4 separate regions of the Homo sapiens genome follow, and all the other regions are linked to region 2. The links are chromatin contacts, found by Hi-C or POLR2A ChIA-PET in ENCODE. All regions are on one chromosome and are shown on one strand. The core of a region is the stretch at or near the end of the contact, and the rest is flanking DNA. Distances in the headings are between cores, read along the strand shown.

Evidence for each region. Hi-C counts contacts between places; a loop is a spot of excess contacts on that map. ChIA-PET counts read pairs that join two places held with the same protein, here RNA polymerase II (POLR2A). Pooled maps may share reads with other maps.
Region 1: a loop to region 2 is called in a pooled map, with 16 times the contacts of the local background. The contact joins the promoter of SAFB2 here to the promoter of SNAPC2 in region 2. A Hi-C loop is called at or near these places in 7 of 50 pooled maps. POLR2A ChIA-PET finds 5 or more read pairs at or near these places in 2 of 52 experiments (CD4-positive, alpha-beta T cell and activated CD4-positive, alpha-beta T cell).
Region 3: a pooled map shows a loop between it and region 2 (16-fold over the local background). The contact joins the promoter of VMAC here to the promoter of SNAPC2 in region 2. A Hi-C loop is called at or near these places in 2 of 37 single-sample maps with no recorded cell type and 10 of 50 pooled maps.
Region 4: a pooled map shows a loop between it and region 2 (14-fold over the local background). The contact joins the promoter of ILF3 here to the promoter of SNAPC2 in region 2. A Hi-C loop is called at or near these places in 1 of 37 single-sample maps with no recorded cell type and 3 of 50 pooled maps. POLR2A ChIA-PET finds 5 or more read pairs at or near these places in 1 of 52 experiments (WTC11).

What each region holds. Positions count from the first base shown.
Region 1 is chr19:5,621,491-5,624,383 of GRCh38, forward strand. It overlaps SAFB2 (scaffold attachment factor B2), which reads right to left and starts at 1,286. Exons shown (of 21, transcript NM_014649.3): 1 at 1,040-1,286. The coding sequence starts at 1,225. SAFB (scaffold attachment factor B) reads left to right here and starts at 1,593. Exons shown (of 21, transcript NM_001201338.2): 1 at 1,593-1,904. The coding sequence starts at 1,716. RefSeq lists enhancers at 1-557, 1,031-1,370, 1,291-2,023, 2,024-2,755 and silencers at 911-1,030, 2,001-2,050.
Region 2 is chr19:7,918,844-7,921,899 of GRCh38, forward strand. SNAPC2 (small nuclear RNA activating complex polypeptide 2) reads left to right here and starts at 1,495. Exons shown (of 5, transcript NM_003083.4): 1 at 1,495-1,706; 2 at 2,580-2,699; 3 at 2,862-2,930. The coding sequence starts at 1,524. It overlaps TGFBR3L (transforming growth factor beta receptor 3 like), which reads left to right. Exons shown (of 7, transcript NM_001419781.1): 7 at 74-254. RefSeq lists enhancers at 523-1,022, 2,723-3,056 and silencers at 1,545-1,774, 1,855-2,054.
Region 3 is chr19:5,903,622-5,906,321 of GRCh38, forward strand. It overlaps VMAC (vimentin type intermediate filament associated coiled-coil protein), which reads left to right and starts at 1,251. Exons shown (of 2, transcript NM_001017921.4): 1 at 1,251-1,460. The coding sequence starts at 1,270. NDUFA11 (NADH:ubiquinone oxidoreductase subunit A11) reads right to left here and starts at 169. Exons shown (of 4, transcript NM_175614.5): 1 at 1-169. The coding sequence starts at 87. RefSeq lists enhancers at 1-247, 57-351, 925-1,044 and a silencer at 1,085-1,434.
Region 4 is chr19:10,653,012-10,655,915 of GRCh38, forward strand. It overlaps ILF3 (interleukin enhancer binding factor 3), which reads left to right and starts at 1,335. Exons shown (of 20, transcript NM_017620.3): 1 at 1,335-1,476. ILF3-DT (ILF3 divergent transcript) reads right to left here and starts at 861. Exons shown (of 1, transcript NR_024333.1): 1 at 1-861. RefSeq lists enhancers at 1-347, 213-382, 623-1,092 and silencers at 1,183-1,422, 1,503-1,662.

The DNA.
Region 1 (2,893 bases), core at 36-2,535, 2.3 Mb before region 2:
CCCGTCCTTGCAAAGAGCAACTCCGGGTCAGCTATCTGGGCCGCAAGCCCAAAAGGCGGAGGAGGAACCCCGCACAACTTGGGTCTCTCTGGGTCCAAATGACAAAGGAGAGGGAGGCTGTGAGCAGGAGCTCCAGAATTGGGGTCAAGGACCAGTTCCAAAATGGCAACTCAACTCGACAATGCCAAACCTTCGACTTTAAAGTTATATGATGGGACAAATTAGAACAGAGAGGCTGCACTTGGCCCGGCCTCGGTGAAGGGCTGGCCACCGCTGGTGAGGAGGAACAGCAGCCAGCCTGGGGAGATTCAACAGGTCCCTCAGTGCCTGCCACCTGCCGGGTCCAGGACTGGGTACCCACAAGCTCCCTCCCTATGCTCAAGTTGTTTGTTCCAGTTGCGGAAACAGACAATTCCCAACCCCTTAATATTTTGCATTTAGCCCCTGCTTTCAGCGAGGTGCGACACAAACGCAGGATGAGCTGGCAAGGAGGTGGGGCAGCGCATTAGGAAGGGCGCTCAGGAAGGTGATGTCTCAGGCAGACCCAAAATGACAACAAGGGGCCGGCCACGAGAAGATCTGGGGGACCCGGGTGGACAGCTTCGTAAAGGCCAAAGCCCTGGGGCAAGAACAAGCACCGCCCCCTTTCCTGTAAATGCTCTGGAGTCCGCCAGACACCCATTCTCCGGAGGAGGAAACTGAGGCACAGAGAGAAAGGCACCTGCCCAAGGTCACAGAGCCAAGGCTCGATCGGGAGCCCCAGGAGGGGTCCCGGGGCCACCCTGGTAGCGGAGAAGACCGCACGCTGAGCGCGCTTGAGGAGAAAAGGTGGAAAGAGGATAGGAAGGGAGGCACAGAGAGGAGCGGTGACGGGCCAAGGTCACACAGCCGGCCCCCTGGGTGCCCGACACCTCGAACCGGGGTCGGCCAAGACGCGGGGCGAACCCAGGGCGCCCCGGGTCCGGGAGCCGCGGTGACAGGTGCAGGCGGGGGCGTGCCCGGGCCTCCTGCGCCACCCCCGAGCCCCGCGCCGCCTCACCTTCTTGAGCCGCTCCATCAGGACGCTCTTGTTGCCGCCCGTGTCCAGGTTCCGCTTCTTCAGCTCCGCCCGCAGATCGATCACCCGCAGCTCGCTGAGCCGCCTCGTCCCAGTCTCCGCAACGCCCGGGCCGAGAGAAGCCGTGCCAGGGCCCGAGTCGCCCGACCCGGGCAGAGTCTCCGCCATCGTCGCGTTCCCGTCTTCGCCACCGACTCAGTCGCACACCGCCGGCAGCTATAGCGGCTCTGAACACAAAATGGCGCCGCCTAAGAGGAAAACGCACTCGTTTCCTCCCGCCCCGCTTTGCGGCCGCGCACGCGCACGCGCACCGCCCCCACTAGCGTACTTAGCAGCAAGGACGCTCGCGCGTCCACCAACCGCGGGTTCCCCGGCACAACGCGCAAGCGCTGAATCTGCAGCTCGCATGCGTCCCGGCAGTTCCCGGCGGGAGGCTGACGAGACGCAACGCGTCTGCGCACATCCCCGCGTTGTTCTCACTGCGCATGTGCAGTTGCAACCGGGATACTAGAACCTACGCTTGGTGCGCCTGCGCAGAAGCGAGGCGCGCTGGGGCGACTGGAGCGGTTCCCTCGCAGGCGGCGCCATTTTGTGCTAGGAGCCTGATAAAACCGGCCCGGTTCTGTGGAAAGTGGGCGGCGGAGCCAGGGTCCCTGGAATGGCGGAGACTCTGTCAGGCCTAGGTGATTCTGGAGCGGCGGGCGCGGCGGCTCTGAGCTCCGCCTCGTCAGAGACCGGGACGCGGCGCCTCAGCGACCTGCGAGTGATCGATCTGCGGGCGGAGCTGAGGAAACGGAATGTGGACTCGAGCGGCAACAAGAGCGTTTTGATGGAGCGGCTGAAGAAGGTGGATTTGGGGCCCCGAGGGCGGGCACAGGGTGGGTCTGGGGTCCTCTTGGCCGCGACGGTGGCTCGCGGGCCCTGGCGTCCGCCCCCGGCCGCGTTCGCGGCCTCGCCGGACCTGGCGCTCTCGCGTCCCCCGGCTCCTCCGAGGCCCCGGAGAGAGTTCCTTGGCCGGCTGGGCCTGGGTTCAAATCCTAACGCCGCAATGGGGCCAGGAGAACCACAAAAACGGCACGCGTGCAGGAGAAACGGTGACGGGTGACATCGTCCACTGAGAGGAGGGTTCTCCCCTCGTCTCGTCCCCTCCTCCGTACCTGGAGGGGAGACCCTGAAACCCTCACTTCCCAGGCGAGGGGAAGGGACTCGGCCAAGGTCACACGGCCGAGGACGGGCAGCGTCGGGATTTGAACCCAGGCCCTGGGATTCCTGATTCGGCTGCTTGGTTTCCCCAGGGAAGATGCTTTGTGACCCACAGGGGACCGACCAGCCTGAATCGGGGCTGATTTACAAAGGAAACACCCGTAGGACATACTCAAAGGGAAAAATAGAAAAAAACCCACCACAATCCAGTTTTCACGGTTTGCCGGTACTCGCTCGGTGAAGTAACGTGGCAGGAAGGAAAAGTGGTGTTGACGGTAGTGATCAGAAATGTGAAATGAGGGGAGACCCCGGGTGGACTTTAAAACCAGCCTCAGAACTGCCCGGGAGGCGGGCAGAGCCTGGGCTCCCCCAGCTCCGTCAGTCTCTCTGGACTTGGGGACCCTGCCAGCTCTCGGTGGCCTGATCTTGGGCATAGGAGACCTTGAACCCCTTCTGAGTCCTCTTTTCTATTCTTTTTTTTTTTTTTTCTCCTGTAAGAAGCAAAAAAGCAATAGGACTTTGATTTGGGGATTAAATAAGTTTGCGTGGAGCAGGCTTGGCGTGCTGCCTGGCGCATGTAAACACTCGGTGTGTGGTTGCCATCACGATTCGCTTTTCCTCTCTGTGCCACCA
Region 2 (3,056 bases), core at 245-2,744:
TAGTGGTCTGCTGGGAAGGGAGGTGGCCCGCGTAGCGTCCCCTCCCTCGCTGAGCCTCAGCCACCCCTCCCAGGGATGGTGCGCCCCCAACATGGTCCGGAGATACACCCAGCTACCAATTCGGGACCAGGACCAACAGGACCGGACCCGCCTCCCTGGACCTCGGACCTGATGAGGCCACGACCCCTGCGCTTCTCTCCTCCCCCTGTCCCTCCCACCTGTGCTCAAAATAAACCTCTGGACTGACCGGCTAAGTTCTGGTGCAGTCAGTGAGCGCGCAACGTGCGGGGTGGGGGATAGGTGGGGAGGCTTGGGGAGAAAGCTGGGAGCAGGACTTGGGGGGTATTCCTGAGAAATCGTGACTTACAGGGGTGGAGCCTGGGGACGGGGCCCATATGCCCATATACCCGTGTGCACTCCCAGGCCATGGGAGACTGTAGGGCGTTTTGTCTCAAACAGAAAGCGACACCCGGCCGGGCGCGGTGGCTCCCGCCTGTAATCCCAGCACATTGGGAGGCCGAGGTGGGTGGATCACTTGAGGTCAGGAGTTCCAGACCAGCGTGGCCGACATGGTGAAACCCCGTCCCTACTAAAAAAAGTAACAAAAAAAGAATTAGCAGGGCGTAGTGGCGCGTGCTTATAATCCCAGCTGCTGGGGAGGCTGAGGCAGGAGAATCGCTTGAACCCAGGAGGCAGAGGTTGCAGTGAGCCGAGATCGCGCCATTGCACTGCAGCCTGGGCAACAAGAGCAAAAATCTGTCTAAAAAAAAAAAAAAAGCGGCACCCAACCCCACAAGCGTAAGTTTAAAATAAACCTTCCCCCTCCCTCCTCTCCTTACCCGGACACCTGCCCATCTGCCTCCTGCGATCTTTCTCAAGCCAGGCCTTCTCCGCTCTCCATTACCCCCGCCCGGACCCTGCCCTAGCTCCGCTTCGACCTTCTGCCTCTGCTCCAGTTCCCTCCTGGTCTGGACTTCGCCCTCCTCTTAGATTGTCAGTCTAGTCTAGAGCTCCTTAAATCCCTCCTGCCCGAGCTCCACTCTACCTTACACAGACAAGAGTGGGACTATCAGCCCCAGTCTACAGAGGAGGAAACTGAGGCTCGGCAAGGCTAAATCACTTGCCCAAAGTCCCCAGGCCTGTCTGACCCCAGAGCCCAGGCTCTTGACCGACTGGATCTTCGGACTTGACCTTTCGGCCAGAACCCACCCCTCTGCGAGAAGCAAAGCACACAGTAGTAGCTTCATGAGTTAGTCCAGCAACAGAGGGAGGGCATGGGATCCAAGGTGTCGTCTCCACTTCATGAATGAGATAAAGTGCAGGCTGAGGGTCTCCTTCGCCCCGCCCCAGTTCCGGTGCCGATCTCCCCTTCACTTCCATTGGGGCGGTTCCCCGGGCCTCCAAACGCGAAGCCACGCCCCCACGCGCGTCCGCCTCCGCGCGGTTCTTTCTGACCTCGGCGGCCCCCGTAGCTCCGCCCATCGGAGAAGCGACCTTACAGCGCCTGCCTCTTTCTGAGCGGCATGAAGCCACCTCCCAGGCGGCGAGCGGCCCCGGCGCGCTATCTGGGCGAGGTGACCGGTCCCGCGACCTGGAGCGCTCGCGAGAAGCGGCAGCTAGTGCGACTCCTGCAGGCGCGGCAGGGCCAGCCGGAGCCGGACGCCACCGAGCTGGCCCGGGAGCTGCGGGGCCGGAGCGAGGCTGAGGTGAGATGCGGTTCTCGGGACCGGAGCCAGGCTGGAGGCGGGGCTGGGGTGGGGCGGAGAGTGGGCGGGGCTGCGGCAGGAGCCAGCGGGGCGGGGCCAGGAATGTAAGCGAGCGGGGGCGTGGCGTGGGGCTGAGTGGCGGGGCGTTAGTGGGTGAGCCTGGGCGGGGTGAGGGGCGGGGCGTGGACGGGAAGAGAAGACCTAGGGGCGGGGCGAGCTTGGGAGCTAGACGTGGGCGGGGCATAAGTGAAGCGGAGGGGCGGGGCGATGCCGGGGGCGGGGCGTGCGTGCCGCTGAGGTTTGGAGAGTGGGTGGGTGAGTTTGAGGGGCAGGACGAGCCTGGGGGCGGGGCGTGGGCGGGTTAATAGCAAGACTTAAGGGCGGGGCCGTTTTGGGAGTAAGGCGTGGGAGGGGCGTGGGCGGGATGAGGGCAAGCTTTAAAGGCGGGGCGAGCCTCGGGGTAATGCGTGGGTGAGGCGAGGGCTAAACGGGCGGAATGAACTGGGAGTAAGATGCTGCCGAGTCCGGGCGAAAAGCAACGCATGCTGTTGGACAGGATACGAGCTTGAAGTGAGAGGGAATAGAGAAGAGGGGACGAAGAAGGGAGTTGAACGGGGTAGTAGTCAGCATAGGGTTGGGCCCTGGCTGCGTGAAGGAGCCGGAACTGGCCTGGGCCTTACAACTTCCTTAGGTAGCTGGTCACGCTCTGGGTGGGGTAGGGGCCTTGGCAGTCACTGGGACTCCTAACACCGGGCCAGCAGGAGACTAAGGCGCAGTAGCGGGGCCCAGAGCATACAAGGGATTGGGCTTTGGCTTCTCTGCTGCAGCCCTGAGCTCATAGAAGCCTCATTCCGCCGCCTCTTTCCTTTCTAGATCCGGGTCTTCCTCCAGCAGCTCAAGGGCCGCGTAGCCCGGGAGGCCATTCAGAAAGTGCATCCGGGTGGCCTTCAGGGACCAAGGCGCCGGGAGGCACAGCCCCCAGCCCCCATAGAGGTGAGGCAGATGAACAGGGTGAGGCTGTCCAGGGCAGGTCCCTGGTGGGTAGGTGGGAGTTGCGGGGGATAACCTGATTAGGGGATCCCCAGGAGGAGCAGGGCTTGGGGGGCCATTGCAGGCTGATCCCTGGGCTGACCCTGTACCTCTGGCTTCACTCAGGTCTGGACGGATCTGGCTGAGAAGATAACAGGGCCACTGGAAGAAGCCCTGGCAGTGGCTTTCTCGCAGGTACCGCCATTCCCCCAGGCAGGTCAGGGTGTCCCAGAGGACAGGGTCACATGGGCCAAATCATGTGAACCTGGGTCCTGGGCCCTTTTGCCAGCTCTGTGGACTCCGTCAGTCACTGGACACCTC
Region 3 (2,700 bases), core at 1-2,500, 2.0 Mb before region 2:
GGCAATACTGGTGGTGCTGTAGGCTTTGCGGTGGCAATCGGTGCCATCGGGGATATCCCAGTACTGACGAAAAACCTTCGGCGCCATAGCCCGCAATCTCGATCCCGCACCACGGACCCCGCCAGCTCGGGAAGCGCAAGGGCAGCCGCGGCTGGCTATCGCGAGACTTCTCGGGCTGCGCGCGCAACCTTTCGGGCTAGCGGGCCGGCAACAAGTGAGCAACTTTATTGATAGGCGCGGACATGGACATGGATCGCGCGCACGCGCCGGGGACCGGCCTGGAGGAAGAGAGTAGCACGTGCATCCCCAGGCCGATTCCTAGAGGGTGAAACTGAGGACGACTGCGATCAGTGCAGACAGATTTCGCTAGTCCCAGCTCAGGGAGTCCTAGGTTAGGGACTACTAGAGGCGGGGACTATCTACTAGGGGAGGGGCCGGGCTCAGACTGGGACGGGCGGGACTCCAGTTGATAGGAGCAAGACATGACGAAACAATGACTGGGGGGCGGGGCATGGCGGGGATGTGGCCACACCCAGTGTCAGAATCTGCATAGCGAGTGGTCATGCCCTGTGGTCAGTCACCAAGCTGGAGTCTGAGCAGCGTGCTACTGTTTTGGGCCGTGGACAGGATCAGGGGCGGGGATTATCGGGAAAGTGACCAATGACAATACGAGAAGCTCAGCGGGACGTGGCCTCTGTTCACCCCGCGGCTGTCCCACGCCCTAGGCCGGATGAAGTACACAGGCGCTTGACTTGGGGGCGTGGCTAGAATTGGAGGCATAACCTAAAAGGGACTTGACCAATCTGAGACTGTATAAGGGATGAAGGGGCGAGGCCGTGCCTGGATCTACCCCTGACAGGCCACAGGTTCGGGGGGCGTGGTCAGGCTTGCTGTTTCGCGGAGTCCGGGCCAATCCTGGTGTTAGCTTCCAAGTAGGGAGGGGACAGTATCGAAGGTGTGACCAATCTTGTTTCCAGAGCCTGAGTTGCGCGAGCCGCCAAAGGATGTGGCCAGCCTGGGGGCGTGGCTGTCAAGATCTTGTCCAATCCTAGAGTGAGCCCAAACTCAGGGGCGGAGTTTCATGATCCCGGAACCGGTGGTAGTGTTTGGGTTTGAGGAGAGCACGACCCAGCCCTCTGGGGTGGGGTCTAGCGGGGTCAGCGACCAATCGCGCCGAGGTCTAGTGGGGCGGGGCCCTCCCGGGGGCGGGGCCTGTGCCAGTTCCGGGCCGCCTGGGGGCGTGGCCGGGCCTGTACAGCAGCCTGGGCCATGTCGGCGCCGCCGGCCCTGCAGATCCGGGAGGCAAACGCACACCTGGCAGCCGTGCACCGGCGCGCAGCGGAGCTGGAGGCGCGGCTGGACGCGGCGGAGCGCACGGTGCACGCCCAAGCCGAGCGCCTGGCCCTCCACGACCAGCAGCTGCGCGCCGCCCTAGACGAACTGGGTCGCGCCAAGGACCGGTGAGGCCCGGGGCCGGCCAGGTGGACTTCACCGAGGCGGTAGGCGGAGGCAGAGCCGAGGCTGGAAAGCGAGGAAGGGCAGGGGGAACCGTGTGCACTTGTATAGACGCTAGACTGAGTATCGGATTGATAAAAACACCAAAAAACTCGAATTAGTAATCAGTATGTAAAGTTGCGAGAAGTGACACAGGTGTGGACCTCTAACTTCAAACAGGCCCACTTTCCCACAGGTGCTGAGCGACGCAGGGACCACAGACCGCCCAGCGTAGGCATTGGGAGCCATAGCAGGCTCTTCAGCAGGGGAGGAGGGGATCATATCAGCATTTTAACTTTTAAAATTTATTATTATTTTTTTGAGACGGAGTTTCGCTCTTGTCGCCTAGGCTGGAGTGCAGTGGCGTGATCTCAGCTCACTGCAACCTCCACCTCCCAGATTCAAGCGATTCTCCTGCCTCAGCCTCCCGTGTAGCTGGGATTACAGGCGCCCGCCACCACGCCCGGTCGATTTTTTGTATTTCTAGTAGAGACTGGTTTTCGTCACGTTGTGCAGGCTGGTCTCTAACTCCTGACCTCAGGTGATCCGCCCGCCTCAGCCTCCTAAAAGTGCTGGGATTACAGGGGTGAGCCACCGCACCCGGCCTAAATTTATTATTTTTGAGGCAGGGCCTCACTCCTATGCCCAGGCTGGAGTGCACCTCGACCTCCGGAGCTCAGGTGATTCTCCCACCTCAGTCTCCCAAGCAGCTGGGACTACAGGCGTCCACCACCACGCATGGCTTATTTTTTGTATTTTTTTGTAGAGACAGTTTTGCCCTGTTGCCCAGTTTGGTCTTGAACTCCTGGGCTCAAGCAGTCCTCCCACCTCACCCTTCCAAAGTGCTGGGATTACAGGCTAAGCCACCATGCCTATCTATTATTTTTGAGAGAGGGTCTTGCTCTGTTGCCCAGGCTGGAATGCAGTGGTGCGATCTCGACTCACTGCAGTCTCACCCTCCCTCCTCAGCCTCTCAAGTAGCTGGGATTACAGGCGTGCGACAGCACACCTGGCTGATTTAAAAAAAAAAATCCTTTAGAAATGGGGTCAGACTATGTTGCCTAGGCTGGCCTTGAACTCCTGGGCTCAAGTGATCCTCCTGCCTCAGCCTCCCGAAGTGCTGGGATTATAGGCACGAGCCACCATGCTGGCCCATATCAGCATTGTTGAAGAGTCCCTCTGACAGCTGAGGATGAAAGAGATGAG
Region 4 (2,904 bases), core at 85-2,584, 2.7 Mb after region 2:
GTGCCACCACACCCGGCTAATTTTCTTTTGTATTTTTAGTAGAGACGGGGTTTCACCATGCTGGCCAGGCTGGTCTCGAACTCCTGACCTCGTGATCCGCCCGCCTCGGCCTCCCAAAGTGCTGGGATTACAAACGTGAGCCACCGCGCCTGGCCTTCCTTGCTCTTCTTGCTCCAAATCCTGGGAACGTCTGAATCAACAGGCGGACATCTGTCAAACCTTCCTAGCAACTACGCCTGCGGATGGCCAACCTGACCCTGGAAGACAGTGGGGTTTAGTTAAGCACAGATTGTACATCGGGGGCCTCATAAGGCGCCTGGAAGCATTCAAGAACACCACGCTTGTAAGGACAAAGCACTCGGTCACGGGCGCCTTTACTTCGGAGCTCCGCGCTGCTGCTGGACGAGCGTCCGTTGAGTCCCAGCCCCAATTTTTCCAGGAAATGGCGGTGAGCCCTCTAGTGAGATATTTTTTGGCCTGGGCCTCAGTTTCTCCATCTGTCAATGGGGGAAGGGGAAGGCGGGCTAGAGGACCCCGACCAGGTCGGCTGCAGCCTTCGGAAGCTACGGCCCAGGGACGCCACACCAAGGCAGGTCTGCGGGACGAAAGAACCCAAGAACCCGGGCGCGCATTGGCGCCGGTCCCGGGCTCAAGGGGCAGCAACGAGGAGACGCTGGACCTGGCCGTTCCTCGCACACATCTCTAACCTTCTGTGCCTCTCAAGGGAGATGGGGTGAGCATAGCCACCTCCACTGGAGCCCGAAAATCCCCGGCCGAGATACCGCCACTAAAAAGGTACACATGCGTCAAAGCCTCTCGGAGCCATTTCCGCTAACGTACTCAGGGCGACGGGCGTAAGATGGCGGCCGCGCAGGCGCAAAATGTCGCAGCCGTAGGGAGGCTCCGCCTCTGACGCTTGCCTTGCATCACGTGGTAATGGCCGCTCAAAAAACGCCTTAGCGAAAACCAGAGCGTGCCCTCGTCACGTGATGGAGGACTCCCAGTACGGCAAAGGGAAGGCGCCAAAAGTTGTCAGATGGCGAAGGAAACCGCGAAATTCGCCATTGTCACATGATGGAGCAACCTATCGAAAGCGGAGGGAAAGGTGCCGAAGTCACGTGACTACGCACGCAAACACTCCCGCTTGCACCACGTGCAACTCACGCCCACCCCCTCAGCCCCCCCCTTATCTCTTTTCGCCCCTCCCTCCCATTTGGGTTGGGCCTGCGTCGAGGCGCAACGCGGCGTCAAAGGGGGCGGGGCTTCAGCCGGTCACGTGTTCCCGCACCTCCCCGGCGCGCGCCTGCCCGCCCGCCCGCTCGCCCCCGGTCCGGACTCCTCCTCCTCCTCTTCTCGCCATTGCAGTTGGACCCAGCAGCCCGGCGCGCACCGCGTGGCTTTTGGGGGCAGACCCCGGCGGGCTGTGGCAGGAGGGCGGCGGCGGCGGCTGCGGTCGAAGAAGGGGACGCCGACAAGGTAAGCGTCAATGTGGCGGCGGCCGGGCCCGCTCCCGCCTCTGCCCCTCCCCCCGCCCGCCCTCAGTGAGATCCCCACTGAGGGTTCGCGGTGACAAGGCTGGAGGGATCCCACGCTCGCCGCCTCCGCCCGGTTCCCTCATCCCGGCGCCTGGCCCGTTCCTCCCTTGCCGGCCTCGCTCCCGCGCTCGGCCGTTAACTCTCTTCCATTGTGCGGAGGAAACAAAATGGCGGCTGCGGCGGCGGCGAGGACTCGGTGCGCGCGCAGCCGCTCCCCCCCGCACGCGGCCCCTCGGCCGGCGGCGGCGCCACGCGCGGGGGGGTGCGCGCGCACCGGGCCCCCGGCTGCCGCCTCCCCGCGGCTGGGCTTTTGTCTGTTGCGGGGGTCCTGGGGACGCGCGCACGTGCTTGGAGCACACACCCCCTCGGGTCCCGAGTTCCGCGGCGGGGCGACCCCCCTTCCTCACTCCTTCCCTACCCCCTCCTCCTCTTTGTCCCGGTCCCGCCCCCGATTCCAGGAGAGTCCCAGGTTCCCGAGGCGGGAAAAGTCGCCTCCTTTGTCCTCACAGGTCGCGGAGAGGCGGACCCCCTCCTTGGAAGCCCCTTCCCACGCGGATTGCTGAGGAAGCCTTTGTGGGTTCGTCGGGTTTCCAAATCTCTGGTCAGCCAGGCCTCTCTCAGATCAGGGTCAAAACTTGAGAGGGTTTCAGCTTTTTCTTTAGTTAGTTTGTTTTCATTGTTGAATGTTTTTCCAGATTGTTAGTATTTGCCTTCTCTAGACCGGCAATCTACTTGGGTGCAAGCCTGGGCCCCGAAACGTGGATGCTTAAAACCCATTTCTACCTTTATTTTCTCAAGTAGTTGAACGATTGAGATTCTCGAGGTTACTCATGAGGTTCTGCCCCAGTTAATTCACCGCCTGGATGAATTATTTGGGGTGTACGGCGGTCTGCATGCTCCTCCCCCAGTTCAGTGGCCAAATTTGAGGAGAATGAGGGATCTCTTCTCCACATTTCCAACATTGTTTGCCAGTTGCTGCTTAGGTGACATGGATCAGCAACGAAGCGTCGGTTTCAGTGGTTTCTTTTTCTGGACTCCGGTAATTCACTGCTGCTGAATCTTTTTCAAGATTTTGCTCTCTTTAAAATGAGTGGTGTGATGGCATATTTGTGGTCCACATGGAATCGCGAGGTGCCATCCGAAGTTAGGATTCAAATTTAGGACTTTAAGCTCTCTTTTCCTCAGGTATTTGTGGATGGGAATCTCCATGGATTGCTCAGAGTGCTGCCACTGTCCCTTGTGCGTGATGCTTTGTGTGTGGTCTCGTGGGATGTAGTTACAGTAGCCGCCCAGACTGTGAATGAAGTGTGGGAACCAGGGCCTCATTCACAGCTGGAAAGCAGGAGGAGGCCGCAGGACATTGGCAGGT